Regions from separate parts of the Homo sapiens genome. Here region 2 is linked to region 1. Evidence: chromatin contacts called from ENCODE Hi-C or POLR2A ChIA-PET data. All regions are on one chromosome and are shown on one strand. The core of a region is the stretch at or near the end of the contact, and the rest is flanking DNA. Distances in the headings are between cores, read along the strand shown.

Region 1 (3,653 bases), core at 522-3,021:
AGTCTCCCTCGTGAGAGAATCTATGTAATGTACTGGTGACGTAGGCATCATCAAGGCCTATTATGTCCATTTCCCAGATGACGGACATCCCATTGGAGATGGCAGTGATTGGCAGAAAAATTACAGGCAAAGGCTAGGTCAGAACTCTGAAGCCTGAATTCTGCCCTGAAGGTCATGGCTCTTCTCCAGCAGTAGCTCCAATACAGGCTTCTCAAGTTTACCCAACTCTAGCGCTAACCAGCTCTTCAGAGTCCTTTCTCTCCAATAGTCATCTTTGTGTAAAGAGCCAAAAAGCAAATGTTCCAATTAATGAAAAGGCTCTTCTATAATAGGATTTGTATGAGATCAAAAGGGTTTCTAACTGGGACAGACCTGCAAGCTTGGAGTGCTGTGCTTTTCCAGCATGTGCTGTAATTAATACATACACTGAACATTACATATAATCTGCATATTATTGACCCAATGCACAATTCATATGGTAATGCCATTAATTGCATATTACCTAGGCGGCTTAATGAACATTACATAGGTTTTTAATGGATGTAGTTACTATAATTGAGTTCAATTATATCCCTGCCATGCATATGAGGTCAATAGACTAGCTCGACCCCACAGGGTCTGGGAGAAAGGAAACAGGTGTTTGTAGTGAGGGCAATTTGTGAGCTGGAGCAGAGAGAAGGGAGAGGCCAAGGGCCAGAGATGACTTGCTTGGCTGGGCCCTTTTTAGGGCCCGGATAGTGGTACACAAAGCTGGGTAAACAGCAGGCAGTCTATGCACAAAGGCAGGATCTCCTGCTTGCCCCTCTGCTGTGGGTTTGGAACAGGGCACCAGACTGGAGCCCTGAAGCCAGCCACGCCCACGCTGTAACAGGACACTTTCTTCTACGCTGACCCAAAGCCAATGGGCAGTTGCATCACTTCCTCTGGCAGAGTGGAGGCCACATGATTCTAGCATCTGGGCTTGCCAGGGATGCAGGGGAGCCCTGCCTGTCCATGATGCTGGCGCAGAAGGCCCTGAGCCTGGTGTTGCTTCTTTTCTCCAAATTCTATGTCTGGAGTGGAAGAGGCAAAGCTGCTGCTCCCATATTCTGGGTGCTCACACCCTCTAAAAGAGATAACCCCATGTGGACAGAGAACTAGGGAGTGAAGAGGCATCAGAGTTCCTCATACTTCCCTTCCTAAAAAAGAGAAAGGTGACTCAGAGATGACAAACACCTGCCATAAACTAGGCACTGCTGATGTTACCTACTTTACCCTCCACTGGATTTCTCCCATTTGGTTAAAGTGATACTAAATCTTCAGAGAGGTTAGAAATTTTCCCAAGGACACACACACACACACACACACACATACACATGCACACACAACACAACACAACACAACACACACAGAACTTGTTGAAGGTGGGGTCAGAATTTGAACTCAGGTCAGTCTCACCCCAAAGTTTACAGCACCCAATTACTCCAGGCTGCTTTGTTGCAACTTTGCTGTGTTCCTAGTTTTGAAGGCCACTCCAGAAGGGGTAAAATAATGATGAAAAGGAAAGTTTGATGCAGATATCAGGATAGAAAGAAAAGAAGAAAATGAATGATTTTTTTTAAAATCACAGAGAGAGAATTTGATTTTTCCAGTAACCTTCTTGCAAAGTATACATTTGCATGTCTCTTTTTCTGCCTGTCTTTCCACTCTCATTGACCGCTGATTTGCTAAGTTGGGCTGGCCAGGAATACACTTTCTATTTAGAAAGCAAATGCGGCCAGATTTGGGCCCCGGCCTAGGAGCTGACTCACTTTTGCTGGGATGACACATTCACTGCGCATGTTTCACAATTTTCAGAAACACCAGATTTATTTCTGTCAATACCCAGAGCCCCACTTCGCTGTCCACCTAAGGCCACACACTGAGGCGTTGCTATTTTTTTCCCTGGGGCCTAAATGGATGGGAAGACTTCCCATGCCTGAAACATCACCCTCATTTGTAAGGAGAGAAAGTCTGGCCAAGAATTGCAGTGTTTTTAACCAGAATTTGGCTGGCTTTCAATAGCTTTATGCCAAAGCTGTACCAGCCAGAGAGATGGCTGTGAGTGTGTGTGTGTGTGTGTGTGTGGAGGCGGGGGGGGGGGGGGTGAGGCTTGAAAACAAGGCAAAAAAGGAAGGAAAAAAAAACACGCAGACAGCAGAGAGGAAAGGAGAGAATAGGAGAGAATGAGGGTTGATTAAGTTTGGCAAGGAAGAAAAGAGAAGGAAGAGAGGGAGTTTAAAAAGAGAAAGGCAGCAAGAGAAATAACAAAGGAAGAATCAGGAGAGAGAAGGAGAGATTAACTTACTTTAACTAATCAACTACTATGAGAATGCCAAGCATTGTTGGGGATGCTTCTGCACACCACCTCATCTAATTCTCACAACCACCTTGTGGGTACACATAATGAAGCTTCATTGTTATTAATAAAGAAGTAGGGGGCTCAGGAAGTTGGAACCCTTTGCCCTGAGGCTATACTGATAATACAGGGCAGAGGGATTTGGACCTCCCATCTCTGACTTTTAAAAGCTTGGAGGACTCTGCTTGCCATCAGGGAGCTTCATGGGAGGCCCTGTGATCTGGATGGTCCGTGACAGTCTCCTCTAAGGGGGTTGTTTACACACTTAGACACTAAGAGCTTAAGACTTGAAGGGACTGCTACATATACAAAGCTCTGGATTCAGAGCTATCTGGAAACTTTCTCCAGGGTAAATAAAAACAACCACTTCAACAATGTTGCCAATGAATCTCTCTCCAAAAAAGAAAAGGAAAGGAAAAGGGAAAGTGATGCTATTTTTTCCCCCTCCAAAGTAAAGGTTACAACAACATTTTCTTTGAGCTGATGTGAGAGCAGCCAGCAGACATTTCTTTGGTAACCATCTCCATGTGTCTGTGTGGAAAGTACCTTGCAGTGACTAAGCGTTCGTTGAGGTGATTCACTTGTCACTGCGCTTGGGGACTTTGGACTAGTCCTGGCAGCTGCAAAGTTATTTTCATCGGCTTCTGACCCAGGCCCTCCCTGCAGGGCACAGGTGCCTGAGAATGTACCCCTGTCTCTGCTCACAAGGTGAGCAAGGGGGGCTGGAAGACAAGCTCTCTCTGGACTCCTGGCAAGACTTCTAGAAAGTCCTAGCTGCTAATTTCCTTGGCAGCCTAGGAGTCAAGGGTCTGAGGCAGCACTCAGGGCTTGAAATGAAATGAAGCTCATTTACTGAGCATCTAGGATATGCCAGAAGTTTTCTCTTCATTTGTCTCATTCTTCCTCACAGTAATCCAAATAAATGTTTTCTTTTGTCATTGAAACGGAGACCCTAACAGAGCAAGAGGCCTGACCTTCACACCTATGTAACCCAAGGTCACAGAAATGCTGAGGGGCCATGTGACTCCAGTGAAGCAGGAGTATCCATCCAGCCACAGAGATGGGACCTGTCCAAATGGGACCTGTCTGTTCCAAAGGTTATTCTGCTTGGTAAGTCTGTTTAGATTGCAATATTTTATTAAAATTATATACACATAGAAAAGGGCACCTAGAAGTATACAGGTTGATAAATGTTCACAACCTGAATAGAGCCTATAATTAACACCCAAATCAAAAAGCAGAACATTCCCTCTGGTCACCTGTCTCCAAGATGACT
Region 2 (3,653 bases), core at 706-3,205, 120 kb after region 1:
AAAAGTAAACACCTGGATGAACTCCTGCTGCTACCTTGCACTGCAGCATCCAGAGCACTTATATATTATTGCATGCCATTTCATGGTGATATTAGTAATTGTTATTTTCTCTGAGTGATGAGGAAATTGAGACTCAGAGAAGTTAGTATTTGAGTTTCCGTATCCAAAGCTGCTGCTTGTTCTATCACATTAGTGGTGGTTCCATGATACTTGATGAAACTCAAGACAACCCATGAAGATAATTTTGGGATGCTTTAGTAGAGAAAGAGAGGGCCAAGAGGCCTGCACCCTAACCTTGATTCAACCAAAGCAGTTACAGTTTTAATTTATTTTATACGGTGGATTTCATGTATTATTTCATTATTGCAATTCATGATTCCTGAACTTTTAACTAACACTTTCAAGTGAATAGGCCCAAGCACCTTGGATCTGTATCCACCTATATCCAACTCTGGAGTTCTTTGAACTTTGAATCATCCTGGGTGAAGGCTCTTACAGTAACTTGGGCCTCTTTGTCATTCACGGCAAACCCAACTGGGGCAATGAGAGAGTTTTTATTCTTATTGTACCACTGAATCCTTGTGTGACTTTGAGCAAGTTACTTCTCTCTGACTTCAGTTTTTTTAATCTATAAGATGAAGACACTGGCCGGGCGCAGTGGCTCACACCTATAATCCCAACACTTTGGAAGTCCGAGGTGGGCAGATCACAAGGTCAAGAGATCAAGACCATCCTGGCCAACATGGTGAAACCCCATCTCTACTAAAAATACAAAAATTAGCTGGGTGTGGTGGGGCGCACCTGTAGTCCCAGATACTCGGGAGGCTGTGGCAGGAGAATTGCTTGAACGCAGGAGGTGGAGGTTGCAGTAAGCTGAGATCGCACCACTGCACTCCAGCCTGGTGACAGAGCAAGACTCTGGCTAAATAAATAAATAAAATAATGAGAACACTGAACTGGATAAGCTTCCAGGCTGGCGTTCTGTGAATGTTGAGGGAGGGGTGGAGATTGTTGCATTCTTCCAAAATAAAGTACTCGTGTACTGGCTGGAGGCCTGTCAATAAGGTTGCCAGATTCAGCAAGTGAAAATGCAGCACTCTCATTTAAATTTGAATTTTAGATACACAACAAAGTCTTATTTATTTATTTATTTATTTATTTTTAGTATAAGTATATCCCATGCAATATTTGGGACATACTTAAGAATATCTGTTGTATATCTGAAATTCAAATTGTGTCTGAGTGTTCTATATTTTATTTGCAATTCTACTTTAGAAGTATATTTTTTCCTTTAGCAAAGAGTTGATATAAATAAGCAAACAAATAAAAAAACTCTTTGTTAATTATGGTCTTGTTGCCTTGGTAAAATCTTTCTCTTTCAATTTGTGACATCATAGCACCCAAAAGTATTAAATGTAGAAGGTGATAACAGTACCATTCCCAGAGTTTCCTTTAATTTAATTTACTTATTTTTTTTTACAATTTTTTTATTTTTTACAAATTTTTTACTTATTTAATTTACTTATTAATTAATTTACTTATTTGTGTTTAAGAAACACAATTCTGTGCCTGCATATAACATTTTGTGCTTGCATATGACATTTTGTGCTTGCATGGGGGATATCTTTTTTCATATCTGATGATTTTAACAAAAGCTCTTGACTTGAACAAGCCTCTCTTCTCCCTACCCCAGACATGTTCTTTTGGCCTAAACCCATACTGCCATCACAAGGAATTTTGTTGGCTGTCTGAATTTCTTTCAAATTCTGTTACTTTGTGTTTTAATATGCACACACACATGCTCACACATACATGCTCCTCCAATCCAAACTCTTGCACTTTTTGCTTCTCAACCAGTGATTGCATGTGGCTGGTGGTTTACTGATTGTGAAATCATCTTGAAATATCAGTGAAGAAAGTGTTCCTCCTGCATTTGTGGCTAAACTCCCCTCAGGAACTTCAGGTTTCTTTCTGCCTCCTTGGGCAGAAGGAAGCACTCACTTGGGGTGGCCCTGGGGCAGTGAAGCAAAGAGGCTGTCAAAACCAAGCCTTCTGATAATGTGCTCCTGACATTTTGTCAGATGTCTTTTGCAAACATTTGGTCCTAATGGTAATAGCATGCATCCTGCATAGAATCACTGGTGAATCTGGGCACTGCTGAGCCTGTAGGTCAGAAGGTATAGAGGGACTGTACCCTAAGCCTAGGCAGAGAGCCTCTCCAGAGCAAGAACTGAGTAGCAAACGTGGCCTTGACATTGGCTCAGTCCTTTGAGGGAGGAGGAGAGCTTTTCAAGGAAGAAGGTCAGTGCAGAGGGAAAGTTTGTGCTAGGAGCCACCAGATAGGCAAATATACAGTGAGCTGGACCCAGAGTGGGTGTCAGCATTACTTCAGTGATGGTCCCTCCATAAAAGAAGTTGCAAGGGCCTTGTACGCAGGCCTTACCTCTTGGTTTGGCTGAGCATCCAGCTAAAGCCCCTCCACCCCACCCAGCCCCTATATATGCTGCACATCCTGCACAGAGGATTACATAAAGAGGAGGTGTGTGGAGGGAGGGCTGTGCCTGAGGGACTGGAGATTTGCACTTTCTTCCCATGTCTACCGGAAACTTACTACAAGACCTCTGGTGTAAAGATCCATCTGGTCATAGGGCTTTATTGAGCTGATTTCTAAGAGATGTTCCAGGCTTGCCTTTCTGTGATTCTTTTTAAAATTATTATTATTGTCATCATTATTGTGCAACAGTTCATTCATCCGAACATAGGTCTAGAGATAGGAAATTCTGCAGCTTAGGAAAAACGGCAACAGAATATGTAGGACATACTTTTTCCATGCATATTCACCCAGAGACACTTTAAGAAATCAAGGTAAGTATCAAAACACAAAGGCATAGCCAACTTTCATTATATCCTATTGATATCTAATAAACACATATCTACTATGCACCGCGCTCTGCTTATAGGACAGAAATAAAGCAGGCAGCGGCCTTGTCCTGGGAAGCTCACAGTCCCAAGGGGCCCTGACAATCCCAAGAGCTGGAGATTTGTGATAGTGGGAGGAAGGGCAGAGCCCTGTGGGGACCTGAGGAAGAAGTGGTGCATTTACCTCTGCTTATTTCTCTTGTGGAAGTGATATGTGGGGGTGGAGGTGGCTTGAACTATTGGGGCAGCAAATAGAGGAAGTATATGCTATCAAAAATAGAGGGGCAAGGAGGAAATAAAAGTTCTTCTAATCTAACAGAAACACAGAGGGGCCTGACAAGGCTAAGGAATGAGTAATTTTCCCTGGTGCTTTTGGACCTGAGCTGTCTGTAACATGGAACTGGGTTCAGGAAAGGGAACCTGCCACAGCCACATTGTGACACTTGCCTGATGTGAAAAGGCAGAGCAGTGGGTGCTCTGGAATCCCTTAGTAAGGGATATATAGGGGGGCTTCCCATGGGAGGATAAGGAGGTTGCTCCCAGAGGTTTTGTGTTCCTGTTTAGGCCACCTGGTGTGGCCACTATTGCAGATGGGGACAGGCTGGGCCCAGAGATGCCTTCTGTTCCGTTCCTGGACTCAGTGCTGAGGATGTGAGCCTCCCATCCCAACGAGGGCCTCTGTGTATCTCGGCTGCAGTGGTCCGTGCAGAAAGGGAAGACTGACCAGGGAACCA

Evidence for each region. A loop is a pair of places that touch in the nucleus more often than their neighbours do. ChIA-PET counts read pairs that join two places held with the same protein, here RNA polymerase II (POLR2A). Pooled maps may share reads with other maps.
Region 2: a loop to region 1 is called in a map with no recorded cell type, with 2.2 times the contacts of the local background. The contact joins two enhancer-like sites. A Hi-C loop is called at or near these places in 7 of 37 single-sample maps with no recorded cell type and 3 of 50 pooled maps. POLR2A ChIA-PET finds 5 or more read pairs at or near these places in 1 of 52 experiments (HEK293).

Annotation. Positions count from the first base shown.
Region 1 is chr9:107,749,065-107,752,717 of GRCh38, forward strand. It overlaps LOC105376208 (a long non-coding RNA gene), which reads left to right. Exons shown (of 7, transcript XR_930229.2): 2 at 3,327-3,487. Among named protein-coding and RNA genes, the nearest start is that of KLF4, 260 kb to the left of the region's middle. RefSeq lists enhancers at 2,088-2,815, 2,857-2,956. Within about 2 kb of position 1,772, at least 33 of the 41 ENCODE cell types and tissues checked have a DNase peak (open chromatin) inside an H3K27ac peak, as active enhancers do.
Region 2 is chr9:107,865,167-107,868,819 of GRCh38, forward strand. No RefSeq gene overlaps it. Among named protein-coding and RNA genes, the nearest start is that of KLF4, 380 kb to the left of the region's middle. Within about 2 kb of position 1,956, at least 2 of the 41 ENCODE cell types and tissues checked have a DNase peak (open chromatin) inside an H3K27ac peak, as active enhancers do.